6 separate regions of the Homo sapiens genome follow, and regions 1, 2, 3, 5 and 6 are each linked to region 4. The links are chromatin loops, found by intact Hi-C in ENCODE. Cell type or tissue: mammary epithelial cell. All regions are shown on one strand. Each heading gives the region's core, and the rest is flanking DNA. Links, peaks and the distances in the headings are about the cores only.

Region 1 (4,000 bases), core at 1-4,000, 52 kb before region 4:
TCCTGTACTTAGTAATTTTCAATCCTATCTGTATATTATAAATCTGAGTAGGTTTTAAAAGAAATACCAATGCCTAGTTCCAGCCCTGAGATTCTGATGTAATTGATATGGGTTGAGGAAGGGGTGCTGGACATCAGTATATTTTCAAACTTTCTCGGATAATTTATTGTGCAGCTAGGATGGAAAATCAATGGACTAGAGGATTTTTGGTATGCTTTCTAGTTCTAATTTTCTCTAATTTTGAATAGAATTCTATAGGTTCCTTCTCATCCCCTTTTGATTCCTAAAGATACAAAGTGATTTGTTTGTCATTATATAATCTATGAGACAGGGTTGGAACTAGAAATTTATCCTCTGATTAGCAGTCCAGTGTTCTGACTGCCATATTAGGCTGATGATTTTCTTAAGGCTTGAAAACATGCATATTATTTAACTTATTCCAAGGATGCAGTTTAGGGTCTAGATTAACTATCTTCTGATGGGAGAAACGGATAAAGTTAGGTTAAGGCCATTGGAAGTCACCGTTTTGAATCACACAGTAGAATCCACAAAGTCAAGTGAATACAAGTCTACCAGTGTACCATCCTAACGTAATGGCTTTCAACTGTGGTCGTGAAAACTGACCAGATCATGGTCAGTGGTGGGGTTGGGTAAGTCTCAAAGAGGAAATCTATTCACTCTAAGCTGGTGATATGTTTAATATTTTTATTTCTTTCACATTTTTCTCTGATGTTCACAAGGAAGGAAATGCACTCAATTGCTATTCCTGTATCATTTAATCCACTCTATTTTGTTTTTCAGGGAAACACCTTTGTCCAAGTCCCCTATTTCCCGGACCTTCTAAGCCCTTTTGGGTGCTGGTGGTGGTTGGTGGAGTCCTGGCTTGCTATAGCTTGCTAGTAACAGTGGCCTTTATTATTTTCTGGGTAAGAGAAGCAGCACTGCTTTTATGTAACTTTTCCACTGCACATGAAATCTGAACACATTCAAGAATTTTGCCTATGTGGTTTATTTTCTGTTTAATATAGGATGATGATTTTCTTTTCCCCATGCTTGAGTAGGTTCTCTTTTAGCTTGTTCAACTCTATCTGAGATAAAAATCTGATATGAGTTAGATTTCCCAGAAGGCATTGAGTAGGTGGTGAGGCAAAATAAGAAGCTAAATGGGTAAATTAGGGTGGAGGGATTAGGAGCAGTTGCCTTTCTTCTCCCCATTTTGCAATATAATTATGACACATAAAACAGTTTTAATGCGTATATATGTATAAACACCTAGGCAACTTGGGAAGCTAGGCAACTGAAGCCAATGGACAATGTTGGCTTGATCAAAAATCATGAGAAACTTGGCTACTGAAATTGTGTATTCAAACCTAGCAAAGAAACTAGATCTGTTTATCTGAGTCATATTTTTTTTTCTCCTCTGAAGCAGTTGAATTGTGTGAGGCCAAGTATGGTGCTGTCATTATGAAACTATAATGGGAGTTAGAATTTTCTGAGCTCTCACCACTGAATTGAAGTACTAACTTTTGCAAATGTTTACGTAATAAATGTGGTGTATTTTTCTTTACCTTCCTCAACATTGAATTTTTGGCCTGGGTTTGAACACATTTTGATGAACGCACCTACAGTTAAGAACGTACCCCTGAGTGACCCTTGTTCTTACTCAGAAACTTCTTAGGTACATAGTATGGTACAGAATGTATTGACTCCATGTTGTCTTTGAATTTTTTTCTAGAAGTTACATGCATGGATGAGTCATTTCTTCAATGAGAAATGTATTCTCAAACATAAAAGACTATTTCTCTTGATAGTCTCCAAAAGACTATTTCTCTTGATATTCTCCATTTGATATTAAGTACATTTGGTGCTTAATGAATGCTTATTGGATTGATGAATTGATAACCTCCAGAGAGGTCAAATTAAGGATTTAAATGAGTCTGCCTGAAGTATGATACTCATCTTTAAGGCATAATCTGTATATGTACCTAATTCATAGATGGGTCAGTGATTTCTGAAAGCCATATCATATGAAGTCATTCTGTTTACTGTCAGCTTGGTGACTGCGGGTACAGACCTGGATCCACAGCCATGCCTTCCTATTATCCAGTCTTAGATTCTTTTAGACTCTTCTTGGCCTATTGCCAAAGCTTACCTTTCAGTTGTTCCCCACATGCTCCTTGCAGTTCAGAAGACCCTAGGGCTCAGATGGACATTTGTCAGGCTGCCTGTTGCTTACTCTGTACTTGCCGCAGGGTAGGAAACAAAGTGGTTGCTTGTTCCTGGAAATTCTTTATACTAGGTATCATCTTAAGAATTTGCCTGGCTTGCCTTCTGCAAGTTGCCCAACCCTGAAGGTGGGGCTTTGGTATTGTAAAATGTTGCCTGAATTCTGCCTCTGATGTTAGTTGACTACTTTCACCTTTCCAGATCTTGGTATCTTCATCCAACTTACCTTCTAACTTTGATCCTCTGGTGTTTGCTGATAATTTTCGAGTTTTTAGAATTCTTAGTTCTTGTTTCTTCTTAATCTCTGGCCATTGGCTTTTATGCCTACCATATGGCTTTTCAATCCTCTTATTGGGAATCTCAACTTTCTAACTTAAAGGCCAGGTGCAGTGGCCCTTTGGATACCCCTCCAGGAAAGGCATTCCCCTGTGATATGCTGACCTAGGTCAAAGTAATTTACTAGCTCTGCAGAAAGTAGTTTTGGGAATTACTTTAACCTTCAATGGCCAGAGGACACTGCTCATTATTGAAAACTTATTATAAATATTCATTAGAATGTCAGTTACTATAATGAGACATCAATTTGTTGAGTGACTTGAGTCACCCAAAGGGACAAAAGCAGCTTCTCACTTTCAATGAATTTAAACCGTTCACTTTCAACTCAGACACATCATAGACACACTGGGTTTTTCCTTGGCAGTACTACTAATTCCTAGTGAGATTCATCTTGCTTTGTTTTAAAAAAATTTTATTTTTGTTTTACTTTGTCTTACAGACCCCCTGTGAATTGGGCAGTCCTGTCATTTGTGGCCTCTTGTAGTCAATTCGGTTACCCAATAAAAACTACCACTTATCTGCATCTCAAACCTGGGTCTTTGTACTCTCTTACCAAAAGAGTATAAATACAAGTTTGTCTATATTTCGTAGAATAACATAGTATTTTTACTCTGGGCTCATCTTTTCCTGCTGTTGGTATTTAAGCAACAAGTACCTTGCTGAGTTGGGCATCTAGGCCATTATGGATCCCTGGAGTTTAGCTGTTTCCTGGGTAATTTTCTGAGATCCTATTTTTGGCTGGTCTGCAGCGTGCCTTGATGTAAGTTGCTGTTTTCCGGAACTTCCTGAGGGCCTGATATGCTACTGTAGGCAGTTCTGGGTTGAGTGGGTTTCTAGGCTGAGCGGGTTTCTGGGAGCAGCTGCAGATTCTATCTCAGTTCTTGACCTGATGTTGACATTTGAGTAAATAAAGAGCTCCCTTTGGTCAAGCTGTCACAGGCCAGCACCTGTCACTGTCTTTCAATTCTCCATTCATGCAGCTGTGCTGGTAAAGCTGCCCGTTTTCCTAAAGAAATCTTTTTAAAAAACATTATGTTCCCCACTGCAGATCATAATGTGAGGAATGTAGATAGTGTGTGTACAGGTAGTGTCTGCTTTTTATAATAATCCAGTAGATTCTTGAAGACCACGTACTTAAGTAGATTACCTTGCATATGCCCTGTGTATTGCTGCTGTTCCCAGGAAACAAGTGGGTAAGGCTGGCATGGGGAGAAGGGCAAAGGAGGAATGGTCCAGAAATTACATATCATTAGCTGACATTCACTGTTGAAGGGGTGGAGATGACACAGACACATAGGGTAGGTACTTCCTGCACACATATGCACACATACTCAATGCACATGGGTGCTGTAGGTTCTGCGTGGTGTTTGTTCCCAGCCATGCATCTGTCATTTTCATCCCACTGCTGTGTTTAGAGTTAGGGTGATAATAAGTAAGT
Region 2 (5,628 bases), core at 701-4,700, 130 kb before region 4:
GGCGGAGCACGCAGTGAGCTGAGATCGCGCCACTACACTCCAGCCTGGGCGACAGAATGAGACTCCATATCAAAAAAAAAAAAAAAAAAAAAAGTTGGCACTTGTTTGGTATTAAAAGCTCAGGTTTGCAAGTGTCTGCCTTGCATTTAGAGAAGCTTGTGGTATTATCGCTCCGTGTTCGGAATTACCCAAGTGATTCCAGGAAGATTAGGCAAGTTTATTTTATTATCATGCACATTAATTTAGGAATTTGGCTGGAAACTTTATTTCCCTTTTTCTTAAAGCAAATATCTAAAGTTGATCCTTTTTAAATACTACAGCATTCATTTTCCTCAAGTTTCTTAGTATCATAGGCAAATGTAAATCCTGGGTAGTTTGGAGAAATGAATCAAAAAGAAGGAATGAATAAAACACAACAAATTTCATTCAGAATAAGCCTGTGCCTAATGCTTACGTGCAGTGTGGGTAGGGCATAGCTACTTTATTCAAATTATTTGTTGAAGGTCTACCATCTACCTAATCTATATTCTAGTTTCTGAGGATAAAACAGTGAACAAGACAGATCAGTTTCTGCTGTCGCTGATCTTAAATTTTAGTGGGAAGGGCAAATGACAAACAATATACAAATGAATATATAACATGCCAAATAAGGAGGGAATCGAGAGTAATGAAGTGGGGAGGGAGCCACAAGTGCTAATTCATAACTGGTAGGTGGGGAAAAATTTCTGATAAGGCGACATTTGAACAGGGAACTGGTGAGCCATGTGGGTGTCTGTGGCAACTGTACTCCAGGCTGAAGAACATCACAGGCAAAGACCCTGAGGAGGCAGCACAGTGGGCACATTCAAGAGCAGCAGGAAGACCATTATCTTCCTGGCTGGATCAAAGTGAGCCAAGAAAGCACTGGAAGGTGATAAGATGAGGGTGCAGGGAAATCATGTGGGTCCTTACAGACTGAGGTGAGAATTTGGCTCTTATTCTGAGTAAGAGGAATCTACTGGAGGATTTTGAGCAGAGGAATGACATGATCAGGCGTACGTTTTTGGCTATCGTGTGGAAGACATGGTGGGTGGGAAAGTGGGTAGGAGGCTATTTTGATCATTGAAATGAGAGCTCATGGTGGTCTGCACCAGGATAATAGCAGTGACAGTGATGAGAGGTGGTCAGACTCTGGATGTATTTTGAAGACAGAGTTGACATGCTTTGCTGCTGGACTGAACGTGGAGTGCGAAAGAAAGAGAGGAGTCAGGCCGAGGCAGTGGCTCATGCCTGTAATCCCAGCACTTTGGGAGACGAAGGCAGGTGGATCACTTGAGGTCAGGAGCTTGAGATCAGCCTGGGTAACATGGTGAAACCCCGTCTCTACTAAAAATACAAAAATTAGCCAGGTGTGGTGGTGCGTGCCTGTAGTCCCAGCTTCTCTGGAGGCTGAGGCATGAGAATTGCTTGAACCTGGGAGGTGGAGGTTGTAGTGAGCCAAGATCGCACCACTGCATTCCAGCCTGGGTGACAGAGCGAGACTCTGTCTCAAAAAAAAAAAAAAAAAAGAGGAGTCAAAGATGACTCCAATGTATTTACCACTTAGTGACCAGAGAAAGGCTATTTCCCTGGGCCTTTCTAGATGAGAACTGTGGGTGGGATTGTGGAGATAGGAATGAGGGCACAGGGAGACAGGCTATGCATAGAATGGGGATTTCGGTGGGTTGTTTCTTGGTGCATAATTATAAACTGTTTTGCTGTCAGCTACATATTTGGTGTCCTTAGTCTGTAATGATGTTTGGGAAGCCTCAAACCAAACCAAAGCATTTCCTCTGCCATCATGGGGGCCGTTTTAATTGCTCCAGTAGAGAGAAAAATCTTTGTTTAAACAATTGGAAGACAGGCCAAGAAGCTTGAAGTCTTTTTTATGGAAGAGGGAGGGCCAGTTTGAAATTTGCAAAATTCGGAAAGACTGGGGAAAAAACCCACATATTTGTTCACCTTCCCTTTCAACATTAGAATTAGCCCAGCTAAGCTTAAAGGAGGTGGTGTTTAGGCAGTGAACAGGCATTACTGTTTTACACAGCAGGTAATAAATAGATAGAACTCTGTACTCCAAGGATGATATAGATTGAAAATATAAATGTACTTGATAAGTGTTTAGAAAACTTGCAGCTAGTATATATAATAAATTATTGTATAAACTAGGGATTCAGTTATACTCTACCAAAATTTATTGAATGTGTACTTTGGGTATATTATTATGCTAACTGCTATGGCAGATATAGTAATGAATAAAATACAGTCCTGTTGCTCAAGAGTTTCTAATCAATAGGAATGACAACATGCCTCTAAGTATAAAAATTCAGACTCCTCTACACTATGGTAGATTGATTGCATTAACGGCCCCTCCCAGTTTTCACAGCCTTTGCCCTGAACCTTTGTGTTCCCTCCCATTCTGACTCTGGGCTCATTGATGTGACTTGCTTTGGCGCTGGAATGTTAGCAAACATGATGCAAGCAGAGGCTTGAAAAGCGCAGGCGTTTCCTCTTGCCCTCTTGCATGATTGGGTGTGTTCTCTTTTTCACTTCTTCCTTGTCATGAGGACATGACATGCCTGGGCTAACGTACTGCCAATGTGAGGCACATGTGGAGAAGATTCAAGGCCATCCTAAACCCCTCATAGCCCCTGACTCCCAAACACATGAGACAGCTCTGCCAAGATCAGCAGGAGTGTTTCTCAATGCACACTCTGACTGCATATGCCTACATGACCCCAGTTCAAGCCAGAGGAACCATTCTGCTGACCCACAGATTTATAAGCAAGAATAAATGGCCTTTTGAGATAGGGTCTTGCTCTGTCACCCATGCTGGAGTGCAGTGGTGCAATCATGGCTCACCGTAGCCTTGACCTCCTGGTCTCAAGTGATCCTCCCGCCTCAGCCTCCGGAGTAGCGGGGATTATAGGTGGGTGCCACCACACCAGGCATGGCTATTATTTGAAGCCGCAGTTTTGGGATGATTTTTATGCAGCACCACTGCAGCAGATAACTGATACAGGCACTCAAGACTCTTTGCAACTCGTCCCTGCCTTTCTAGCTTCTTGTCCCGCCTCCCCCATGCCTTTTATTTTATTTTACTGAGACAGGGTTCTCCTCTGTTGTCCAGGCTGGAGTGCAGTGGCACGATCTTGGCTCACTGTAACCTCTGCCTCCCGGGTTCAAGCGATTCTCCTGCCTCAGCCTCCTGAGTAGCTGGCATTACAGGCACCTGCCACTATGGCTGGCTAATTTTTTTGTATTTTTAGTAGAGATGGGGTTTCACCATGTTGTCCAGGCTGGTCTCGAACTCCAGACCTCAGGTGATGCACCCGTCTCGGCCTCCCAAAGTGTTGGGATTATAGGCTTGAGCCACAGTGCCTGGCCCCCTATGTACTTTATACTTCAGGCAACTGAGTTACCTGAATTCCTGAAATGGAACATGGTTTCTCATGCCTTTCCATATGTGATGTTTTACTTCTGAAATGTTCTTCACGCCTATCTCTGTCTGGACAACTGTTCTTTCTTCAATTCCAGTGTTGCTCCTCTGGAAAGTCATCCTGACACCCCAGGCTGGGTTCAGTGCCCCTTCCCTGTATCTGTAGCACAGAATGCACACATGGTTACAATTTTTTTTTTTTTTTTTTGAGACAGAGTCTTGCTCTGTCACCCAGGCTGGAGTGCAATGGCATGTCTTGGCTTACTGTAACCTCCGCCTCCCGGGTTCAAGCGATTCTCCTGCCGCAGCCTCCCAAGTAGCTGGGATTGCAGGTGCCTGCCACCATGCACAGCTAATTTTTGTATTTTTAGTAGAGACAGGGTTTTGCCATGTTGCCCAGGCTGGTCTCGAACTCCTGACCTCAGGTGATCCGCCTGCCTCGGCCTCCCAAAGTGCTGGGATTATAGGCATGAGCCACCGCACCTGGCCACGGTTATAATTTAGTATGCTAAGCATTCTCTATCCCCAAGAAGCAGAAGTTCCCGAAAAACAGGGACTGTGTATTCTCTACATCCTGAATACAAGGTTTGACGCAACATAGACTCTCCACACACATTTGCAAGTTTGCAAAGACATTTCTTTACCTTAATGTCACTGAGTTCTAAGTCTCATAGAGAAAGGAGAGATTTCTAAGAGAACAGGGAAGTTTTCACAGAAGAGGCAGAATTTGAAATGTTCCTTAGTTTTAATGGGTGGAGAGGGTTCCAGAGTTGGAGAAGAACATTTTGGGTAGAAGTAACACCCATAGACAGTGGCAATGTGGTACTCTGGTAGTTGAAGCATCCAGTATTATTGCAGTGAAGAATTCATGAGCAGGTGCAGTCAGAGGCAGGCCATTTTGTAGGGGCTTGAATAGCATCTTAAGGTATTGGGTCTTCATTTTGCAGGGCAGTGACACCATAAAGAACCATATTTTCAAGGGTTACTTTGGAAGCAGTGTATAGGGTATATTGGGGGTCAGGAAAGAAGGAGACTGGATATGTAGAACCATCTCTTGACTTTTGGAACAATCCAGACAGAAGGCAATAGTGAAAGTGAGAACGTGTAAAAAGAACATATAGAAGCTGGGCGTGGTGGCTCACGCCTGTAATCCCAGCACTTTGGGAGGCTGAGGTGGGCGGATCATGAGGTCAGGAGTTCAAGACCAGCCTGGCCACTGTGGTGAAACCCTGTCTCTACTAAAAATATAAAAATTAGCCGGGAATGGTGGCTCACGCCTGGAGTCCCAGCTACTGGGGAGGCTGAGGCAGGAGAATTGCTTGAACCCAGGAGGCGGAGGTTGCAGTGAGCTGAGATCGCACCATTGACTCCAGCCTGGGCGACAGAGTGAGACTTCATAAAAAAAAAAAAAAAAAAAAAAAAAAACTTTGGGAGGCTGAAGCGGGCAGATTACCTGAGGTCAGGAGTTTGAGACCAGTCTGGCCAACATGGTGAAACACCATCTCTACTAAAAAAAAATACAAAATTAGCCAGGTGTGGTGGTGAGTGCCTGTAATCCCAACTACTTGGGAGGCTGATGCAGGAGAATCACCTGAACCCAGAAGGTGGAGGTTGCAGTGAGCCAATATTGCACCATTGCACTCCAGCCTGGGTGATGGACGAAACTCTGTCTAAAAAAAAAAAAAAAAAAAAGAACATATAGGACATTGTAACTAAATGTGGGAAATGAGAAAGAGAAGATAATTGAAGATGACTCCTAGATTTTTTTTCCTAGTGTCTGGAAAAGAGGAACAGGCTTGAAAGGAAGGTTAAGTGGAGTTTGGACATACTGAGTTTGAGATGTATGTCAGCGGAGATCTCTAGCAGGCAGTGAACAATATGAACCTGGAGTTCAAATCAGAACTGGCACACTTGGGGATCTTTTACCTATAAAGGATCTTCAAAAATGAGGCCCAGAGAGATAAGAAGCCTGAGAGTAGATCCATATATTATGCTTTATACCCAGGACAAGAAGAGAAAGTAGGGTCTGCAAGGGAGACAGAGATAGATGAAGAAACGAGAGTTAGAAAAGGGGAAGTGACAGACAGTGCAAAGAAGGTCCTAAGAATGGGATGAGGAATCAGTTTCAGACAGGAAGAGAAGCTGATGAGAATGAGGAGTGGGGGAGGGGC
Region 3 (5,628 bases), core at 972-4,971, 200 kb before region 4:
AGAAGGGGAAGTGATAAGATCCTGAATTAATGGTTTGAGTAGTAGGAGAAACTGGAGCGTGCAGTGCAGTGTAGCATTTAAGAGAGGATTTCAGGAAGAAGTTGAGCAACACTGAGGACTGCAATTGAAAGCTCGAAGGAGGATGAGGACAGAAGAAAATGGGATTTAGTGATTAGAAGGAGATTGATAAGAGAGCGATTGATAGGGGTAAAAACTAGATTAATTATTAAACATTTGCTGAAGTATACAAAACAAATGACACAAAGATCACAGTTTTTCCTGTTAGGACAACTGCTCTGTGCTTTAATGTCAGGGAAATAATGCAACAGCAAGAGAAAATTATTCCATAATGGATTAAGCATTAAAACATTGCCGGCCGGGTTCACGCCTGTAATTACAGCAGTTTGGGAGGCCAAGGTGGGCGGTTCATGCGGTCAGGAGTTCGAGACCAGTCTGGCCAACATAGTGAAACCCCGTCTCTACTAAAAATACAAAACATTAGCCGGGTGTGGTGGTGTGTGCCTGTAATCCCAGCTACCTAGGAGGCTGAGGCAGGAGAATCACATGAACCTGGGAGGCGTAGGTTGCAGTGAGCCGAGATGGTGCCATTGCACTCCTGCCTGGGCGAGAGGGTGAAACTCTGTCTCAAACACACACACACACACACACACACACACACACACACACACACACACTTGCCATTTGGGGAGGTTACCTGAGTCTTTCTCACACATGCTAATGTAAACCCTTCTTTGAGATAATGGAGTGGCTGGTCTTCACACTTGCTATTCACACTTTTTAATACAAGGGAATAGCAACCAGGTATCACTAGGCACCAGAAGTGGTGGATGTCTGGAGTAGATCAGGAAACATAGCAGAGAAGATTCCACTTCAAAGGGTTTAGTATGAAGCTACTTTAGTCATTGATTTTTCTGTCTTGGAGTGCCAATTTCTCCTCCTGACTTGTACACTTCTCTTTTTTAAAAAATTTTTGTCTTTCTTTTTTTTCTTTAGTTCTTCTGAAACAAAAAAAAGGGATACATGTGCAGAACGCGCAAGTTTGTTACATAGGTATACACGTGCCATGGTGATTTGCTGCATCTATTGACCTGTCCTCTAAGTTCCCTCCCCTCACCCCTCACCCGCTATCCCTCAACAGACCCTGATGTGTGCTGTTCTCCTCTCTCTGTCCATGTATTCTCATTGTTCAACTCCCACTTATGAGTGAGAACATGCGGTGTTTGGTTTTCTGTTCCTGTGTCAGTTTGCTGAGGATGATGGCTTCCAGCTTCATCCATGTCCCTGCAAAGGATATGATCTCATTCCTTTTTATGGCTGCATAGTATTCCATGGCATATACCACATTCTTTATCCAGTCTATCATTGATGGGCATTTGGGTTGGTGTCACTTCTCTTTGGACTCCAAGCATTTGTCTTTGATGGTGTTTTTGAGTGGTTACAGATGAAACAATGGGACTATCGCTACAAAATTGTATGACAAACCTTCCTCTTGCCTTCTTCAGTAGAATTAACTAGCTGATGATTATGGAAACAAAAGAAGATTGCAACAATAATATATTTTATTTCTTTTTTTAAAAGTTATTATTTTTTAGTGACAGGATTTTGCTATGTTTCCCAGGCTAGCCTCCAACTCTTGGACTCAAGCAGTCCTCCTGTCTCAGCCTGCTAGTAGTTGGAACTAGCGACATGCCCACGATATATTTTATTTCTGTATTGCTTTGTACCTCTCAAAGCCATTTGCATGCATGCCCCCTTTTGACCTCAAATCAGTCCTGTGGGGATAGAGAGAGATCTTTTGGGTAGGAATAAATACACAGAGAGAATATATAATCTGTTTATTGAAGTTCACCACCATTGTAAATACTGTCTTCTATTTTAAGACTATTTTTCTTCTTTGGATTGAAGACATGTAGATAGACAATATTGCTACACTATTTTTTTTTTACAACCTTAAGTGCTGATAGAGATCAGATAATTAGATAAACAATCCCTGATATATGTAAGAGTAAACACTCCACATGGATACTATATGTAAAAAAATAAACAATGGAAACATCATTGAGATAAAATTAGATAATTATTTTTATTTATTGAAATTAACACTGAAAGTGGAATGTTCCAACACTGTTAGGGATTACAGTGAGACAGTTTGACTTTATCTTATTCCTGAAGATGTTTTCACTCTTTCAATTTGACAACTCTTCTATAAAAGCCTTTACCTGGTGGATTAACAGTTTGAGGTATTTAGAGTTAAAGAAGCGTTGTTCAAGAGATTGGAGATAAAAGCAGGGGCGGGGGGAGTTAAAGAGGAGGAGACTCATTTATTCATGAATTCTTTCATTCATCCATTCCTTTAACATTTATTGATACCACTATGAGTTATGTACTAGATATTGTACTAGATCTGGGAACATGGAGTTGCTTTCTTTCATGAAAGACTTTCTGATGGAAGAAAAGAAATAATATCATTTTGAGGGGAAGAGTTTTCCTTGAAAACCTTGAAACTACTCTGGTGTTGGTTTCAAGCAATGGTGTGTTTTTAGAAAATCAAAATTTGCCAGGACTGGTCATGTTTCAACTAGTGTGTTGATTTAATTCTTACTCAAGGGAGAAAATTGCCACTTGGATCATCAACCCCAGTTTCTGTGGAATCAGATCTTTCTCCCTGCCTCTGAAAGCCCTTATATAAGAACTGTCCAGAGTTAAATGAGGGGTGACAAGTTCATAACGCAGAAGGAACATTGTGTCTCTGGGCTATCAAAACATTGATCACCCATCCAGCCATTTAGCAGGGTATTCCCTTGAAAATCTCTGGCTCCTAATGAACAGTATAAATATGTGAATAGGAAGGCTAGATTTGGAAAGCTGTCTGTATGAGAAGAAAGTACACTGATGACAGAACACACATATGTATCCCATGAGTTGGCAGCAGTGTGATTATGTTGACGATGTTGACATTTGACAGTCAGAGCCCAGGACATGATGTCTTTGAGAAATTCTTCTTAAGTTGGGTATATTTTTTCCTAGTAGAGTAAGAGATAGAGTTGGAAGTGATTGCCTATTCTATACTGATAAGAAAGACATAGGCTTTGTAGAGTTCAGGACCTTGGCTGGCACTTCTCTTGGCTGATGAAGCAAGCCAGCATGGCCAGTTCTACTGGTGGTTATCTGAGCCAGTCTGCACAGGTCCCTGATTGCTATGAATCAGCACTCGTAGGTTCCACAGGCAGTAAGGAACCAGAAATACTGGTTTCTACCAACAGTTGGTCTCAGAAGGACTGGTGTGACTAACCAACTGTAAGAACAGCCTCAAATCCTTTCTGGGAAGAGGCAGGGTTTATAAATAAACAGAAAACAAACACAACTGACTCAAACTGAAATTTGTGGCTCTGGTTTGATGTGGTGAATGTATTTAATGTAGCCCAAGAGAGAAAGCTGAGGTCTCTACATTTATGAAATTACTAAAAGATTGCAATCACTGTTCAGCATTGTCTAAAAATATCATGTACAGTGTCGAAGACTTGTACTAATCATATGATTAATAGAATGATTATGACAGTGCTCTATAAATAAGGGTATGAAGTGGCAGTGTAGGGGCCAAGGGAAAGCTTCCCCTTTGCCCTCTGAAGGTTGGCTGAAAAATCAACTCACAAAAGCAGATTAATTGGAGAAAAGGCATATAAATGTATTAATGTGTACACAGACAAGAACCGCAGAGTGATTACCCTGATCCCTCAGTGGGGTTCAGAAGCTTATAAGCCATCTTGAGCTTACACAAAGAAGGGGGGGGCTTGGATTGTGACAAAACAGTTTATGGTGACAAAACAGGTTATGGGAGAGGGAGAAGAGGAGGCCTGGCTAGCAAAGGTAGTCTTGCCTGCCGGGTAGCAGCCCTCAGAGAGAATAGAAGGTAAATGATTCCTTCAGACCTTTGAAGGTGTCAGACTTCCAGTTAATCTTTCCTAGATCCAGCCAAGGGAAAGTCTCAGAGAAAGCCTGGCTGCAGCAATGTATAGCTTCCAGATGCATATTTTCCTGACAATAGACAGCTTTCCAGGGCTACTTCTCTTTGCAGGCCCTCTGAAGAGCCATCACAAAGTATGTCAAATAAATATATTCTGGGGTGAAATATTTTTATTTCCTTCAATAGTGAATAGAGACAAGTATGGACTGTTTTAACAAAACAAAATAAAAGCATGCCAATAATAGACATTAGAGTATTAACTACTCATTGCATATGCCTGCAATTCTGTTTGTAATGGTAAATAATCTAGCATTTATGTAAACTTTTTTTTTTAATGCTTCCCCTCTGTTTGAAACTAAAAATTCCCAGGCTGGGTGTGGTGGCTCATGCCTGTGATCCCAGCATTTTGGGAGGCTGAGGCAGGTGGATCACCTGAGGTCAGGAGTTTGAGACCATCCTGGCCAACATGGCGAAATCCTGTCTCTACTGAAAATACAAAAATTAGCCAGGCATGGTGGTGGATGCCTATAATCTCGGCTACTCGGGAGGCTCAGGCAGGAGAATCACTTGAACCCCTGGGGCGGAGGTTGCAGTGAGCCAAGATCGTGCCAGTTCACTCCAGCCTGGGCAAAAGAGTGAGACTCTGTCTCAAACAAACAAACAAATAAAAACACAACAACAAAAAGAAACTAAAAATTCTATTTAAAAAAAATAGCCAAGGCTCTTTACAATTTATCTTCTTTACTTTAAAAAGAATAGAGCAGCAACATCTGAGTAAAGTACATTTTTTACATTTCAACCAATCCTTATGTAAAAGACATCTAAAAAGGTATATATTAGCATTTTTAGGGCTTTTTGGAATTATAAACAGATTGACAGCTCTGTGGCCTGGAGTTAGTGCTGTTTATTTCCTAGACTGATATAGCAGCGGCTGTAGTTCCATGCATGGCACCCTGATTCCCAGGATTAGGAATACAAAGGCTGATTTGTGGGGAGGAGAGTTTTCTGGAAGCACGTGCAGCTGCCACTGGCGCATGCCAGCACATTCATTAGCCAATCTGACAGCAGAGCTGATGTCTACTCTCAGCTTTTCGGGGCAAAGAAAGGCACATGATGCCAAAGGGCCTTCTCATTCTTAGCTGAACACACAGAAGGGTAAAGCCAGGGGTTCCCATGATCCTTCCTTTTTCCTGGATCGTTAGCTGTCAGGATCTCAAGTAATCATGAATTAACCCCTGTAAGGCATCTGAATGAATGCCTACCTTATTTTAAACCTGAATAAGTAAAACCCTCTTAAAGATTGCTGTTTCATGCTGCCCGCCCCATCCCCCCAACCCACTCCCTTTTAATAATGTAGCAACATGGAGATTGAAGTGGGTAATTTTTCTCTTTGTATACTGTCTTTTTCAATTCTGGAACAGGTCCAGAAATTATAAATTGAATTGAATTATAAATAAGTATTGAATATTGTTTTGCTATTCCCAATACATTTAATACTGTCAATTATTTTAATTGGGCTAGTCATTTCAGAATTTAAAATAGTAAAGGCTCAGTCAAGGTTGCATCAGGGATTCCTGATACTTGGGAAACTAGAAAACAACAACAACAGTTCAAATCCATGTAGCTTCATTCAAATCATTCAT
Region 4 (5,628 bases), core at 794-4,793:
TGAAATTTCAGTATTTTAAAGAGTAGACATTTATTTCTCATTGATGCAAAGTCTGATGGGAAGCCTACCTTCACGTGGAATGTGTCCTCCAAGGTATCTGCAGCAGGGGAAGAGAGGAATGGAAGAGGCATACTGGCTTTTAACTGCCTTGGCCCAGGAGTGACACTTTATTTCTGCTCCTGAAACTATAAACATGGATGGCCCCAACCAAACTGTGAGGGAGGCTGGGAAGTGCAGGAAAGCAAATGGGATATTTGGTGAACACTGACTGTGCCACACTTAGCTTGATGGCAGTTGGCTTGAAAAATACTGCAGTGTTTTTAGTTAACTACAAATGTAGCTTGTGCCACCTGTGTATGTGTAATGTGGTTGCTAAGCATAAGGCAACTTTGGAAAGCACTAAAAAAAATAAATATGGTACTCAGGAAAAAAACAACAACAACAAAAGAAGAAAGTAGTTTTCCAGTTTTATTCCATCAGGATCAGGTCACATTTGAAAAATTGTGTTCATTTCTGGATATCACCTTTTAAAAGTGATATTGACAGGCTAGTGCATGTCCAGAGAATGGTAACTACAAAGATACATTAGCCATGGCAGGCTAGGATATATTGCAGTGATAAATAAACACTCAAGCTTTTTTTTTCTTTTTTAAGACAAGGTCTTGCTCTTTCACCCAGGCTGGAGTGCAGTGTCGTGATCATGGCTCACTGCAGCCTCGACCTCCTGGGCTCAACCTATCCTCCCACCTCAGCCTCCTAAGTAGCTGGGACTACAAGAGAGCCACCACACCCAGCTAATTTTTAAGTTTTCTGTAGAGATGGGGGTCTTGCTATGTTGCCCAGGCTGGTCTCAAATGCCTGGACTCAAGGAGTCCTCCCACCTTAGCTTCTCAAAGTGCTGGGATTACAGGTATGGGCCACTGCACCTGGCCCAACTCTCAAGTCTTAATGGCTTAATACAACACTCATGCCACAGTCTGACAGGTGCACGAGAGGTAGCCTTCTATGTGCTGACGCAGGGATTCAAGCGTCTTCCATCTCACAGATTCCATGCCTCTTATGTGTCCTGAGAATTTTCCACTGGATCCTCTGCACTAAGCAAGTCAATGAGTGAAAGAGATCAAGGAAGATCTCATAAGACACATGGCCTGGCATAGAAATAGCACACATACGTTTAATCTTGCTTTATTGGCCGAAACCCAGTCACATGCCCCAACCCAATGGCTAGGGTATTCTTGTATGCCCAAGAAGAGGAAATGGGATTGGGGAGCATCTAGCTAGCTCTGCCACAGATGGTGACAGATCCAAAGTCATGTGGGACACAGTTGAAGGAACTAGATAAAGTCAAACTGGAAAAAAATGATACCTGTTCTCAAATATACCTCCCTCAAATATTCAAAGTGCTGTTGTGTGGAATAAGGAATATACTTATTCTGGATAGCTTCTGAAGGCAGAACTAGGAAGAAAGAGTGAGACAAATGGGACAAAGTTTTATCTGTTTAATATAAGAAAGAACTTGCTATCAATAGAGCTGTTCATCTCAGAGCAGATTACTCTGTGAGTACTAATAAATACTATTTTATTAAGTGCTTACTATGTGCTAAATTCTTAAATCATTTGGTTATAATAACTACTCTTGAAATAGTACTACTAATATCCATACTTTGCAGATGAAGAAACTGGTCTTAGAGAGATTGTGTAAGTTGCCCAATGACACACATATAGTAAGAGGCAGGACCAGGATTTGAATCCTGGTCTTTTTGAACCCAAAGTGTGTGCACTTAAACCCTAGGCCATACTGCCCTTAAGGAATTTTGTTATTAGGTGGTGTGGATAATAACAGTTCAGCAGGGATATTTCAAAGAGGATTTCTTCATTGTATTTGAGTTGGACTGAAATGGAAGCTGTCTCATGATAGGTATGTATAAAGAAACTTCTGAGTACTCACTTCAGAAGCACATATATTAACATTGGAATGATACAGAGAAGATTAGCATGGTCTCTGTGCAAGGATGACACGCAAATTCCTGAAGCATTCCATATTTTTACCACCTGAATTTTTGTAAAAATAAAATAAATAAAATAATTTAAAAAGAAACTTCTGGGGACATTGAAAGAGTCAGTTAAGTAACTAGTGCTTTGGTGTTGGGTGCTGAGGGAAGCGCAGGACTCATACAGGGAAGCAAAGTTAAGCAAAATTCATTGCTGTTCCAACTAAAACTTCACCATGAGTATGTGGTTGCCATAAGTGATTAATAAACAGTAGGAGGTTTGGGGGTGAAAATGACTCATGGGGCTACGTCCTATGCATGAGGGTTTGGCTACCACCAAAGCAAATCTTGATACAGCCACTGCCAGGAATATTGCTGGGCTTCAGCTGGATGCTCAACATCTCCCCCTACAGGAGTCAGAGATGCAAATCCTCTACTTGTGTTGGCTGTAGTAATTTGTTTAGTTCACACTCAGTCACATAGAAGCAGGCGCTGGCAGCCTTAGTAATTTTGTCAGGTAGCCATGGAGACTCTATGTTGCTTCAGAAATTCATGGTCTACAAAGGGCGAGTGGATTCTGAAAGCATTGGAAGCGCATCATAATTCCCTGTCTCTGGCTTGCATTTGTAAAAGCAGATGAGCAAAACAAATATAATCGGACCCAAGTATCCAAACCTATGAAGAGACCCATTGCACAGAACACAGTACTACTAGTCCTGCATCCTACAACAAGCAAGTTCTTATCTGGACTCAAGTGGCTATTCAGGAATTGCTGCATGCCAAGAATACAACACTGCAAGAAAATGCTCTCTAGTTTGTAAAAATTTATACCCTGTCTAAAGTGGTTCAGAAGTCACTGCCTATGCCATTTAAATGTGAAACAAAACAGAGTTCACCCCAAAGGAGAAGAAACAGTAAATATATATGGAGCACAGAATTGAACAGACTGCCACACTTAGGTAAGAAAATTGCTACACGATTTCCAGTAGCTAAAGCTGTAAGAGAAACACAGTTATATATTTTTCATTTTCTGACAACAGGAAGCAAATAAATCCATCAGCAGATAATTTTTTTTTCTCCATGCAAATAAATGAAATGACCAATGAATGGTATGGGTTCTTGTATAAAATACAGAGATTTATGGAGTGAACAGAATCTTAACTTCAGTATAAAAGATACTGAAATGAGCCCTCAGATGGCTCTTGAATTAGACATCCATAAAGACAGAGAGCATAACTTTAAGTAACAATGAAGTCATTTTTGTAACAGGCTCTGTTGACATTGTGCAGAAATTCTTTTTCCAGGGTTTAAGTTAATAGAGGGATAGAACTGTGAAGCTCTATATCAGGGATTCTCAAGCTTTAGTGAATGACTTTGGGAGCTTGATAAAAAGGTGGATCCTTAGGCCCCTTTCCCAGAGCTTTGGATTCTGTAGGCCTGGAGAAGGGCCTAGAAATCTGCATTTTTAACTCTCACCCCACCAAGTGCTTGAGATGGAGGTGGGCTGTAGATCCGATTTTGAGAAACACAGATGGGGTGACATAAGTGGACTTTGAGCAGGTGTTAGGCCAAGATCTGTTTGCAATGGGAGGGAAACTAGCTGGAAGCATTTCACAGCCTCTGTGCAGCTGAGGCTCATTTGGAAGAAGGGCTCAAGGTCTAACGTGGGCCAGGAACTACACTAGATGCTTGCATACACTGACTCTCATAAAGAACCAAGAAGCCACAGGCAGCATTTCTCTTCACAACACATTAGATTTGATGTCTATTTAAATTATCTGCCATGAATTGCTTAGAGCAAAAAGCTTACTATAACATTCTAGTTACAGAATTATGTGAGCATTGTGGTATGTCCAGAGTCCCAGGAATGTTAAGTGTGTATCCCTAGATGGCCCCATTTTTTCTATTGCTCACAGTTATGAAACATAGTTTAAAACTTGTGTCCCCATGAAAGGAATTTGTGCTTTGAAGTTCTTCCTACATCTGAGAAATCTAAACATGCCAGTGGTCATCATAAAGTAACCCTGTGGGCCTGAGGGGGATGTGGGTGTGCACGAGTGATGGGCAGGGAAGCTGCGGACAGGATTAGAGAGCTTCTTCCATTTTTCCCATTACTGGTCACCACAGGTCGTGCTGGTTTGAAAACAGAAACAAAACAAACAAGCAAAAACCCACCTAGCTTTTTGGGTTAAAGAATGGTTAACTTTGGGGCCGGGCGCGGTGGCTCATGCCTGTAATCCCAGCACTTTGGGAGGCTGAGGCGGACGGATCACAAGGTCAGGAGATCGAGACCATCCTGGCTAACACGGTGAAACCCCGTCTCTACTAAAAATACAAAAAATTAGCCAGGCGTGGTGGCGGGCACCTGAAGTCCCTGCTACTCCAGAGGCTGAGGCAGGAGAATCGCCTGAACCCGGGAGGAGGAGCTTGCAGTGAGCCGAGATCGCGCCACTGCACTTCAGCCTGGGCAACAGAGCGAGACTCCATCTTAAAAAAAAAAAAAAAAAAAGTTAACTTTTTGGGTTTGGCGTCGGTGCACATCTCTAGTCATGATAGTGTGTCCGGAATTGGTGAGTTCTTGGTCTCACTGACTTCAAGAATGAAGCCGCGGACCCTCGCGGTGTTACAGCTCTTAAGGTGGCTTGTCTGGAGTTTGTTCCTTCTGGTGTTTGGATGTGTTTGGAGTTTCTTCCTTCTGGTGGGTTTGTGGTCTCGCTGGCTCAGGAGTGAATCTGCAGACCTTCGCAGTGAGTGTTACAGCTCTTAAGGCAGCGCGTCTGGAGTTGTTTGTTCCTCCTGGTGGGCTCCTGGTCTCGCTGGCTTCAGGAGTAAAGCGGCAGACCTTCACGGTGAGTGTTACAGCTCATAAAAGCAGCGTGGACCCAAAGAGTGAGCAGTAACAAGATTTATTGCAAAGAGCGAAAGAACAAAGCTTCCCCAGTGTGGAAGGAGACCCGAGTGGGTTGCCACTGCTGGCTTGGGCAGCCTGCTTTTATTCTCTTATCTGGCTCTACCCACATCCTGCTGATTGGTAGAGCCCAGTGGTCTGTTTTGACAGGGTGCTGACTGGTGTATTTACAATCCCTGAGCTAGACACAAAGGTTCTCCAAGGCCCCACCAGAGTAGCTAGATACAGAGTGTTGATTGGTGCATTCACAAACCCTGAGCTAGACACAGGGTGCTGATTGGTGTGTTTACAAACCTTGAGCTAGATACAGAGTGCCCATTGGTGTATTTACAATCCCTGAGCTAGACATAAAGGTTCTCCAAGGCCCCACCAGAGTGGCTAGATACAGAGTGTCGATTGGTGCATTCACAGACCCTGAGCTAGACACAGGGTGCTGATTGGTGTATTTACAATCTCCGAACTAGACATAAAGGTTCTCCACTTCCCCACCAGATTCAGGAGCCCAGCTGGCTTCACCCAGTGGATCCCGCACCGGGGCTGCAGGTGGAGCTGCCTGCCAGTCCAGGTGTCGTCCGCCGGCACTCCTCAGCCCTTGGCTGGTCGATGGGACTGGGCACCGTGGAGCAGGGGGTGGCGCTCATCGGGGAGGCTCGGGCCGCACAGGAGCCCACGGAGGGGGTGGGAGGCTCAGGCATGGCGGGCTGCAGGTCCCAAGCCCTGCCCCGCGGG
Region 5 (5,628 bases), core at 637-4,636, 99 kb before region 4:
TCTCCTACCTCAGCCTCCTGTGTAGCTGGGATTACAGGCACACGCCACCACACCCAGCTAATTTTTGTATTTTTAGTAGAGATGGGGTTTCACAATGTTGGCCAGGATGGTCTCGATCTCTTGACCTTGATCCACCTGCTTCGGACTCCCAAAGTGCTAGAATTACAGGCGTGAGCCACTGCACCCAGCTAATGCCAGTACCCTATTTTTTCGACTGTTAGTCCTCCAGAAATCTGGGTACTTTCAGTTTCTCCCAGGAGCAGCCCTGTATTAAAATTCTGAAAAATTAAAAATCTTAAAAAATACTTCTTGTTATTAAGCCACTGTTAGAGTTTTGGAGAGGGCCCAAGAAACAGAACATACTGGGGAATGATCCAAATGACTGGCAGATGAAAGCCAAAATACCATGTTAGTGATTGGTCAAGTTAGGTTGGAGGAATGGCTTAGTGTAAGGACCTATAAATCTACTAGCCGAGCCCAGAATTCATCAGTCTTTCCTACCCAGTCTCAGATGGCACCAAACCATGTCAGGGAGAGTCTATTCCTGGAGGAAAGTAGAGAGTGTTTACTTTTTTTTTTCTTGAGATGGAGTCTTGCTCTGTTGCCGAGGCTGGAGTGCAGTGGTGCAATCTTGGCTCACTGCAACCTGTATCTCCTGAGTTCAAGCAATTCTCCTGCCTCAGCCTCCCAAGTAGCTGGGATTACAGGCGTCTATCACTGTGCCCAGCTAGTTTTTGTATTTTTAGTAGAGGTGGGGTTTTGCCATGTTGGCCAGGCTGGTTTCAAATTCCTGGCCTCAAGTGATCTGCCTGCCTCAGCCTCCCAAAGTGCTGGGATTACAGATGTGAGCCACTGTACCCAGCCTTGAGTGTTTGCTTTTTGTGGGCAATTGGTCCCCCAGGGGAAGATGGGGAAGAAAGGGGTAGGCCTATTACTCACCAGGGCAAAGCTGGAAGGGTAGAGTCTGGCAAGGGCCCCATGAAGGCAGCTTATGCTCAAGAGGAAGCCGGGTGGGGCTGGGCCACACATACCTATTCTTTCAAAACTTACCAGGCTTTTCTGCTGCTTTGGAGAGGAGTGAATTAAGGGCGTTGGAGGGGATTGCCTTTTCTCCACCACATTTTCTCATTCTTTAGTTCATTCAACTTACAGACTTTCAGGAGTTAGCCACACTATGAAGGCTGGGGATGCAAAGATGAAAAGGATGCAGTTTATCTCTAGATGGTGATACTAAGAACAGCTAACAGTTATTCAAGATGTGCCTTAAAATGGGATGTAGTTTTCACTCATTTGTCTTAAAACATTCACAGGCATCATATTAAACAGATAATTACTAACTTTTACAGATGGAGACACTGAGGCTTGGAAAAGTTAAGGGACTTGCTTAAAGTCACAGAAATTAGTTAATGGCAGAGCTAGGATTCAAATCCAGGCAATCTGGCTCCGGGGCTAGTATTCTTAACTCTTTCCCATGTCACAGGCCAATGCTGGAGACAGGCCTGTGAGCAAATAATTACAGTGTAATGAATGAGGTAAGTGCTAATGGAGGGACATATACCGTGCTAAGGGAATGAAGGAAGGAGTGACTAAGGTTTTGTGTAGGACATTTGTGCAATTTCCCTTGCCCACTGCCAGAAATGAACAAAGCAGAGTCTTTTCGGGGCATGCTTTATTTTGCTATACGTGGATGTAGATATAGAGCTCAATTCATGTTGCCTTGCTGCCCCTCCCAAACATAACAACACTTAAAATAATTTCTTCCTGACATCCTGGACCCCCTCCAAGAGTTTGTCCCAGCTTTTGGACAAGGCAGAAACAGGAAAAGGATGTCCTAATGTTCCCTGACCAGAGACCTAAATTGGAATTTGGAAGAGTTTCGTAATTAAAATCATTGTTAAGATTTTATTGTCCTGTACCCTGTAGTGTGTGTGTGTGTGTGTGTGTGTGTGAACATTATATATCAGCCACCACACATGTACTATATACAATCACTAAAATCAACTTTTGTGAGATTGCTTAAATCTCAAAGTTTCTATAGTTTGTAGATCTATGTTTAGAAGATATTTTGTTTTTTCATAAAGGAGAATTAATATTTTTCAACTCAAATACTTTTTTTGCTATGACTTAATCATAATTTGGTAGTAATATATCACAATTTCTGCTAATAACGCAAAAACAAACTCACTTCTGTTTCATTCTCTCTCAATAGAAATTGTTTCAGTTTGGCCCCCTATACTGATTCATTTCTCAGCTGATCTTTGAGATATTGAACATCCATACCTTTGGTATTTTTATATTACTTGATATTAGAGCGTCATTGAATTCATTTGAACAGACTAGACACCATAAACAGGTGCTGTCTGCCGCCGCCAAGTGATGGCCTATTCATGCCAGGATATTAAGCATATCCTGCAGTTTGGTAAACAGAAGGTGGGATTCTAATCCATTCAGTATGGAGCCCCTCGTTCTTTCCTCTGTAGTGAAGGAAAATCTCTGGGAAGTCCCTGCTCAGGAATTCTCTATAGCTTTAGCAGTTAGTGAGTCTCATTCCAAAATGACCCAAGAAGAGGGCTGGATCAATTACCCCCAAGCTTCCTGTTGACATAACCTATTTCTTGGAGTGACCTCAGAAATCCACACAAAAGTTCCAAGTTGCCATGTAGCCCCTTTCTTTTACTTTACTCCTTTTGGGTTTCAGCGTTGGAGAAACCCTCTCTCCTTTCCAAAGCTGAAACTGCCTGGGAGCTTTGAGTCTCTGACTCACTACTAGATTGCTCACCTATCAGGGCCATAGAGAAGACAGAGTGAGACAAGGACATTCTTACACCATGGAATAACCTCTGGGGCTTATGGTCATCAAAGCAGAGTCTTTGGTCTACAGGAAAAAGGTAACACTCTTAGACCCAGCAGAGGCATCAGCAAGGGAGTTTCCCAGGGGGAGGGACAGCCCTGCTTACTCAACTGGTCAGGGGTTACTACACACAGTAGCTCTACTCTCACAGCCTTTCCTTGCTTAGGCATACCAGTGTGTCATGATGGTGCAGCTAGTCTGATAAATGGAGCAGTTTTGGAGGGAGGCACACTGCAATAGCTTTGCAACAAAAGAGTCTATGTCTCGTCCATCATTCAAAGGAGTTATCTGAAAATTGATGACTGTAGCAAACTACTGGCTATCCCCCAAATCAATCCTTTTTTTTTTCTATAGTAACAGAATTCCCAACATGTAGCTGAGAACAGCCATGGCCATATAGGTCTGAGGTCAGCAGAGTTACACAATAGAAGGCACCTGGGTTCCAGACCCTTGGGCTGCCATACTGATCCTGGACTGCTTAGTTCCAGATTGTTAGATGAGACAGGGGAAACCATCTAGTGTACCTAAACTGCTATTATTTTGGGTCTCTGTCAAGGAGGTCAAGCCTTTATCCTAATTCAGTGACTTTGGATTTCAGTAGAATAGAGTCAATGTTAGTTGAGAACATGGTGTCATTACCCCAAGTCACCTGTTTTCAACAGGTAGCCTTACTTCTCTCAGAGATAGGTTCTTGGGACACTCTGCAGTTTCCACTGAGGGTGCAGCCTTTTGGGGACTACTATAGAGATGATTTCTCCTGTCTCATCTAAAAATCTCGACCTAAGCAGCCCAGGTCTAGTATGGCAGCCCAAGGATCTGGAACCCAGGTGCCTTCTATCATGTAAATCTGCCAGTCCATATGGCCTGCCTCTTCCCTTTAAGGATACAATCCAGAAATGGCATCACTTATGCTTACATAGAGAAAGAAAGGGCTATGATATTAGGCCTCAGAAAAGGGAGTGGAGATCTAGACTTTTCACTTCAACTCAAAAATCCTGCCCAAGACTGATACTTACTCCTTTAAACATTGCCATATTTCTCCGGCACACCCAATGATTGACGTCTGAAAGAGCAGCAGCACTTTCTCAGACATGACTACAGTGTTTAAATGTGTTGCTAGGGCATCTGTGGAATTTTCATATTCTATCTTGGGAAAGAAATCTGATAGTTCTTTGATGCTACATTCTTCTCTAGCCAGAAATACAAGGAAACCACTGTTTGCTGTGACATTTTGGCAGAACTCTGAAGTGTGGTCTGGATCTGGGAACCCACAATCCAAGAATAAGGCACCATTTACGTACAAAATTGTTGAATTTGGATGGAAACTAGGTTCAGCCATACTTGTGAAGCCACTGTCTTGCAGGGTCAAAAAGAGCTTATTTTTCAAGTAAGTGTGTTTCACTGTTTACTGGTGACTACCAAAATAATTATTTCCTGTGTGGGTCAGTAAGAGTGAGGTAATCTCAAGGAAAATGTTCCATTGTGCTTACTGGGCTGGGCAGCGCAGCAGCTCCAGACATTCTCTTAAAGCAACAGTAATTGCGTTGAATGGTAAAGTCTGGTTCATATGCCCCTGGGAGGGAGATTCATTTTCTCTTTGATACTCTGAGGATCTTGTGAGAGACAGCAAATGTGAATATATACATACATCTACACATACACATGAACATATCTGTGGGTGTGCTTAGCAGGTTGGTTCATTTAAATAGTTTTATAGATATTTTAGAAAGGTAGTTCTTTATGAGCCAGGATAATGTGCTCTGCTTCTCTCAATGTGAAAGTAGAACCTCACCTTGTGCAAGTTGTCATTGGTTTCCTTGTCTGTTACGAGCCACTTGAGGGTAATGCTTTGTCTTTGTCTTCCCAGCCCATACTAATGGGCCTATCACTGAGTAAAATTCTCATTAATCACTTGTTGGATGAATGAATGGCTTGCAAAGGAAGTGAATTGCAGGAAGGTGACTACCACCCAAAAGTTGACTTGTACCATGACACTGACATGAGAGAGTTTGCCCGAAGGAGTGCTTAGCCAGCCAGGATTGGAACATCATTGAGGTGCCAAACTCCATGGTTCCAGAGATTAAACAGCTCTGTGCTTCATATCACCATCTTTCCTGGAATAAGAATTATCCACCCCAGTTGTTAGATTCTGGCACAACAAGTAGGGTGAATTGTGGCAGCTGGATCAACAGGTGACAGACAAACTAGGCCAAATGAGATATCACTTCTGGTCCATAAAATAGAGAGATGCTTTTGAATATTCGATATTTCACCCAGCTCACTACCTTCCACGACTGCTCTCATGTAGGAGCCAAGAGTGTACATTGTATATTATAGAAAATATTCCCCTATTATAAGAGGGAATACTCACTATTGATTAATCCACTTACCAAATTTTTGTTGAGTGCCTGCTATGTGCCAAGCATTGTATTGCTGCTGGAGTACACAGGTGGACAAACCAGACGTGGTTCTTGCCCTTAAGAAGCTCAGCCTTTGGCTGGGTGCGATGGCTCGTGCCTGTAATCCCAACACTTTGGGAAGCCAAGGCGGGTGGATCACATAAGGCCAGGAGCTTGAGACCAGCCTGGCCAACATACTGAAACCCCATCTCTACTGAAAAATACAAAAATTAACCAGGCGTGGTGGCACACTCCTGTAATCCCAGATATTCGAGAGGCTGAGGCATGAGAATCACTTGAACCAAGGAGGTAGAGGTTGCAATGAGCTGAGATTGCGCCACTGCACTCCAACCTGGGCAACAGAGTGAGACTCTGTCT
Region 6 (5,628 bases), core at 668-4,667, 300 kb before region 4:
TTTATAGCCCCTATTCATTTTAAATAGATGAATATATATATATATATATATATATATACACATTTTTTTTTTGAGATGGAGGCTCGCTCTGTCACCCAGGATGGAGTACAGTGGCATGATCTTGGCTCACTGCAACCTCCACCTCCTAGATTCAAGTGATTCTCCTGCCTCAGCCTCCCGAGTAGCTGGAATTGCAGGTGTCTGCCACCACGCCAGGATAATTTTTTTTTTTTTTTGTATTTTTAGTAGAGACGGGGTTTCACCATGTTGGCCAGGCTGGTCTCGAACTTCTGACTTCAAACGATCCGCCCACCTCGGCCTCCCAAAGTATTAGGATTACGGGCGTGAGCCACTGCACCAGGCCACATGAATATATTTCTATTATTGTCTAAAAAAAAGGTCCTTCACCAGCCCTCCACAAACCCAAAACAAAAACAGACCTAAACCTAAAGATGCTTTTTACTTCTGCAGAAAAAAAAAACACACACACACACAGATTTCCAAGAAACACCAACAATAAGAGTCAAGGCATATGTGCCAGTGATTATTGGGGGGGTTTATTTGAAATATGTTTGTGTGAATTAGGCTTTTCCCCTGGATTTCACTAAATCTTCAGCCTCTTTTTTCATCTGATACCTATTCCTTTATTTTATTTTATTTTACTTTTTGAAACGGAGTCTTGCTGTCGCCCAGGCTGGAGTACAGTGGCATCATCTCAGCTCACTGCAACCTCTGCCGCCCAGGTTCAAGTGATTCTCCTGCCTCAGCCTCCCAAGTAGCTGGGATTACAGGTGCCCGCCACCATGCCTGGCTAATTTATGTATTTTTAGTAGAGATGGGGTTTCACCATGTTAGCCAGGATGGTCTGATACTCATGACCTCAGGTGATCCGCCTGCCTTGGCCTCCCAAAGTGCCGGGATTACAGGCGTGAGTCACTGTGCCAACCTTACCTATTCCTTTAAATTTAGCAAAAGGTTTTGCTGAATCTTAAGAAAACTTGATGATTGTGTATATTATGATGAAAAAAATCCTTTGAATTTGCTATAAACTAATAGCTTTACAAAGTATTTTCATTTTAAAAATACACTGTCATGTATAAAATTCCAAATTCCAAATTAAATGGGCATGATATTGTATGCCTGAGGACCCAGCTACTCAGGAAACTGAGGCAGGAGGATCCACTGAACCCAGGGAGCAGAGGTTACAGTGAGCCAAGATGGCACCACTGCACTCCAGCCTGGGTGACAGAACGAGAATCTGTCTCAAAAAAAACAAAACAAAACAAAACAAAACAAAAAAAAGGTAATAATATGGCAGAGTAAGGGGAGCTCCATTTTTAAATAGCATAATCAAAGAACGCCTCAATAAGAAAGTGACATTTGAGCAAATTCCAGAAGGTAGCTAGGAGAATGTTACACAGAAGACTGGGGAAAGGCGTCTGGGCAGGGTTGAATAAGTGCAAAGGCTAAGAGGCAGGCTCTGGCTACTGGCTGAGAACAAGTATGGGACAGTATGGCTAGTGGGGTAAGGGACAGAAGGAAGAAAAATAGGTGGTAATGGGAAAGCAGATCAGGCAAGGCTTTATAGGCATTATAGGGGTTTGGGCTATACCATGAGATGCAAAGCCTTTAGGTTTGAAAAGAGATGATCTGACTTATCTTTCAAAAGGATCACTCTGGCTGCAGTGTGGATGATAGACTGTTAAGGGAGAAAGGTGAATGCAGAAAGACCAGAAGGAAGCCTATTCAAAAATCTAAATCAAGATGATATTGGCTTGGTGGCAGTGAAGGCGGTGAGAAGTGATCACATTCTAGACATATTCTGAAGATAAGGCCAACAGAATTTGCTGCTGGATTGAAAGGGAGGTAGAAAGAAAATAAGTAGATAAAGACTCCAAGGAGTTTGCTTGATGAACTAGACGGATGGAATATCCATTATTTGAGATAGAGAAGACAGTGGGAGAAATAAGTTTGAAGAGAAAGAGCAGGACTTTAGGTTTAGACCAGTTAAATTTGAGCAATCTATTTATGATGGTTAATTTTAGGTATCAACTTCATTGGATTAAGGAATACCTAGAGAACTGGTAAAGCATCTGGGTATGTCTGTGAGAGTGTTTCCAGAGGAGATGGTGTGTGAACCAGGACTGAGTGGGGAAGATCCATCCTCATTGTGGGTAGGCACTATCCAATTGACTGAGGGCCCCAGATAGAACAAAAAAGGCAGAGAAAAGGTGATTTCCTCCCTATCCTTCCTAGAGGTGGGACACTCTGCTCCTACTCTTGGATATCAGAACTCCAGGCTCTCCAGTCTTTGTACTGCAGGCCTTATACCAGCAGCCTCCCTTGGGTACCCAGGCCTTCAGCCTAGGACTGATAATTATACCATGGGCTTTCCTGGTTCCGAGGCTTTTTGACTTGGACTAAGTCACACTACCACCATCCTAGGGTCTCCAGCTTGCAGACAGCCTGTCACATGACTTCTCAGCCTTCATAATGGTGTGGGCTAATTTCCATAATAAATCCCCACTCATATCCTATTGGTTCTATCTCTCTGGAGAAATATAATACACAATTAGACATCCAAATAGAGATATTGATTAGAGATGGAATATATGCACCTGGAGTTCAGGAGAGAGGGACTGGCCAAAGATACCTATATTTCCTTAAATCTAAGAAGATTTGATGCTGGTACTTTCTTGATCTTTATTAGAAACTTTCAACAGAAGGACTTCATACAACGTACTATAACTGCCACCTTGCTGATCGTGACTAACAGGTGCCACACGATTTAAAATGTGGTTTCTCAACCTTGGCTCTATTTTGGGCCAGATAATTATCCTTCATGTGGGCTGTCCTGTGCACTGTAGGATGTTTAGCAGCACCTCTGGCCTCTACCCACTAGATGCCAGTAGTAGCACACGCCCTTGATGGACAACCAAAAATGTTGCATATACCCAGCAGGACAAAGTAGCCCAAGTTGTGAAGCATTGTTTTACAGGGATTAAAATGGGGGTGGGAAGATGTGGAAAAAAAGCATATGGCTGAGTGGTAACCAATTTAGCAAATCCAAGAGAAGCTGAATGCTGGGCCAGCACTGGAGAAAAGCAGAGGAGCACTCAATTTATATCGTGTAACCTCAGAAGTCCTCAGAAGCAAGAGTAGACAGGTGATGGTGCGACTAAAAGCAGGAAGAATGGTTGAAAACACATTTAAGAAAGCAGCTAATTCTCAGATTCCCTCTTTTACTCACTCACCCACCAGCAGTGGTCTCAGGTACAGATTAACATTCGCTGACAAGACCCAACAGACCATAGCTTGAAGCCAGATTCACTCAGTTCTGAATAAATAAAAAGAGACATGCCATCTTCTGAGGGAGTCCATACAGCTCACCACAGGCCCTTTTTGGGCCCATAAATAGCTCATTGTAAGGGAAAGAGACCACATGGTAAGTGCAGAAAACACCCTGGCTTAGGGAAACTTCATGCTCCATGGGAACCAGCAGTACCTTTTAACAGCCAATGAGGTTAAGTTCCAGGGCCCCTTAAAGAACACGTTCATGCTCATTTATAAGAGTTACACTGCTGGCCAGGTGCAGTGGCTCCCACAGTGTAATCCCAGCACTTTGGGAGGCCGAGGCAGGTGGATCACTTGAGGTCAGGAGTTCGAGACCAGCCTGGCCAACATGGCGAAACCCTGTCTCCACTAAAAAAAAGAAATACAAAAATTAGCCAGGCGTGGTGGCATGTGCTTGTAATCCCTGCTACTCGGGAGGCTGAGGCATGAGAACCATGTGAACCTGGGAGGCGGAGGTTGCAGTGAGCTGAGATTGCGCCACTGCATTACAGCCTGGACAACAGAGTGAGACTCTGTCTCAAAAAAAAAAAAAAAAAAAAGAGTTACACTGCACACCACGAAGTCAAGGTCTATGTCTTTTCATAGGCTAATTTATTCATTCATGGACAGTCTTCCTGGTCCATATACACTCACCAACAGGGGTCAGTTTCACAATAAACAATATTACCTGGAGATATTCTATATTTAATTCTTAATCCAGTATGTGTCCAGGAAAAGAATGCCAGGAGAAGGAAAACCCAAGGTCATTTTCCACGAAGAAAAGGACTCAGGCCTACTGTTAACCCTCTCTACCTAGAGCAGTGGTGATTCTCAATTGGGGGTGGATTTTGTCCTACAAGCAACATGTAACAATGTCTACGGACGTTTTTAGTTGTCACAACTGAAGAAGGTAAATGTGTACTACTGACATCTAGTGTGTACAGGCCAGGGATGCTGCTAAACATCCTACAGTGCATGGGACAGCCACTCACAAAACTATCTAGCCCAAATGTCAATAGTGCTGATAGCTGAGAAACCCTGACCTAGAAGGATTTGATGAAAGTTCATAGACTGGAACAATGGGGACCATCCTCATGTTCCAACCCTTCTTTCCCAAATGGGCTACTAAAACACTGGCAGCCAGCATAGAAGACTGGAAGAATCTTCTCCAGAGAAGCTCACCAGCCTAGGAAAAAAAACCTAAGGATAATCCTGAAGACTACAAAAAAAAAAAAAAGAAAGAAAAGAAATAAATAGAATTTTAAGAAGATGCAATTAATGGAACGCTAATTTGGCTTGAACCAGAGAGATTTAATCAACTGGGAGAAAGTCTGAAGTTGAAACAGTGATCACCATATAGAAAATTAAATATTTTTAAACATATATTCATTCCAGTAAAAGTAAAATGATATTCCAGAAAGGGGATGTAGTCACAAGAGTATATGGAGGTTAGCAGTAAATTTCAAGTATATAGTCATTTTAATATAAACACTGAATATGAGCTCAATCAAAATATATTTGGAGAATGGAAAAACAGGAAGGGAGAAGTGAGAAGAAGCTGTATATAGACAGCTATACCCTCCATCTTCTGGAGTAGAGTGAGAAGTCAATAGGTAATACATACCACTAAAAAGAAAATCAAGAAATGGCAATGTGTATGTAGACTTAATGATAAAGAGGTAAAGTCCCTAAGAATCAGCTAAATGAGCAAAAATTGCTTACCTCTGGAAGCAGAATATGATGTGTATGTGAGTAGAGGATAGTTTTCCGTAACATATCTCATAGAACTATTTAACGCCATGCATGAAAAACTAAAATATTTTTAAAACTGTATTTGCACTTAAAGACAATTTGATACATGAGTTCAGGATATATTAAGCTTGCCTCAGTTTACTTTATTTGAATCAGAACAGACTAGACCTAGGAAAAAAGCAAATGGAAGCAAGTTCCGGGTTTGTTAAACCACCTTTCTATACTCCTAGGTGAGGCAAAAGAACAGGCTAGCTAGATAAGGCTTTTTAACTCCTTTCCCTGCTATAGTCCTGGTTTACTCACCAAACCTTACATTAAACTCTTATATTAAACATTATACCATTGAGCACTGGTATCTTTGCAGTATTCACAGTGATACCCATGGATACCACTAGATACCATTTGAAGTGCGCTTGCTGGGAGAGAGGAACTTTTCACGTTTTACTTCAATTTGCCCCTATACTGTATGAACTTTTATAATGAGCACATTTTACAGACAGAAAGACATGCATACGGTATTAGAAGATCCTTAATGATTAGTTT

What was found. Peaks named below come from ENCODE experiments on the same cell type or tissue, not always from the same donor. Only the 100,000 strongest peaks of a DNase experiment are listed, where the experiment ranks them.
Region 1: it touches region 4 in a loop (5-fold over the local background); 9 of 110 quality-filtered maps call a loop at or near these places.
Region 2: a loop joins it to region 4, with 8 times the contacts of the local background. A loop is called at or near these places in 13 of 110 quality-filtered maps.
Region 3: a loop joins it to region 4, with 4 times the contacts of the local background. A loop is called at or near these places in 3 of 110 quality-filtered maps.
Region 5: it touches region 4 in a loop (7-fold over the local background); 20 of 110 quality-filtered maps call a loop at or near these places.
Region 6: it touches region 4 in a loop (8-fold over the local background); 15 of 110 quality-filtered maps call a loop at or near these places.

Annotation. Positions count from the first base shown.
Region 1 is chr2:203,728,847-203,732,846 of GRCh38, forward strand. It overlaps CD28 (CD28 molecule), which reads left to right. Exons shown (of 4, transcript NM_006139.4): 3 at 802-926. Among named protein-coding and RNA genes, the nearest start is that of CD28, 24 kb to the left of the region's middle. In mammary epithelial cell, for the core only: no CTCF peak of the experiment used is centred there; a DNase peak (open chromatin) is centred at 2,275; H3K27ac peaks cover 1,227 bases.
Region 2 is chr2:203,654,281-203,659,908 of GRCh38, forward strand. No RefSeq gene overlaps it. Among named protein-coding and RNA genes, the nearest start is that of CD28, 50 kb to the right of the region's middle. In mammary epithelial cell, for the core only: no CTCF peak of the experiment used is centred there; a DNase peak (open chromatin) is centred at 2,501; H3K27ac peaks cover 631 bases.
Region 3 is chr2:203,576,027-203,581,654 of GRCh38, forward strand. No RefSeq gene overlaps it. Among named protein-coding and RNA genes, the nearest start is that of RAPH1, 44 kb to the left of the region's middle. In mammary epithelial cell, for the core only: no CTCF peak of the experiment used is centred there; a DNase peak (open chromatin) is centred at 3,255; H3K27ac peaks cover 1,636 bases.
Region 4 is chr2:203,780,097-203,785,724 of GRCh38, forward strand. It overlaps the pseudogene RNU6-474P. Among named protein-coding and RNA genes, the nearest start is that of CD28, 76 kb to the left of the region's middle. In mammary epithelial cell, for the core only: a CTCF peak has its summit at 2,396; a DNase peak (open chromatin) is centred at 2,325; H3K27ac peaks cover 1,288 bases.
Region 5 is chr2:203,681,217-203,686,844 of GRCh38, forward strand. No RefSeq gene overlaps it. Among named protein-coding and RNA genes, the nearest start is that of CD28, 23 kb to the right of the region's middle. RefSeq lists an enhancer at 2,864-2,913. In mammary epithelial cell, for the core only: no CTCF peak of the experiment used is centred there; DNase peaks (open chromatin) are centred at 1,615, 2,885, 3,965, 4,315 and 1 weaker place; H3K27ac peaks cover 4,000 bases.
Region 6 is chr2:203,481,538-203,487,165 of GRCh38, forward strand. All of the region lies in intron 4 of RAPH1 (Ras association (RalGDS/AF-6) and pleckstrin homology domains 1), which reads right to left. Among named protein-coding and RNA genes, the nearest start is that of RAPH1, 51 kb to the right of the region's middle. In mammary epithelial cell, for the core only: a CTCF peak has its summit at 2,902 (motif pointing right); no DNase peak of the experiment used is centred there.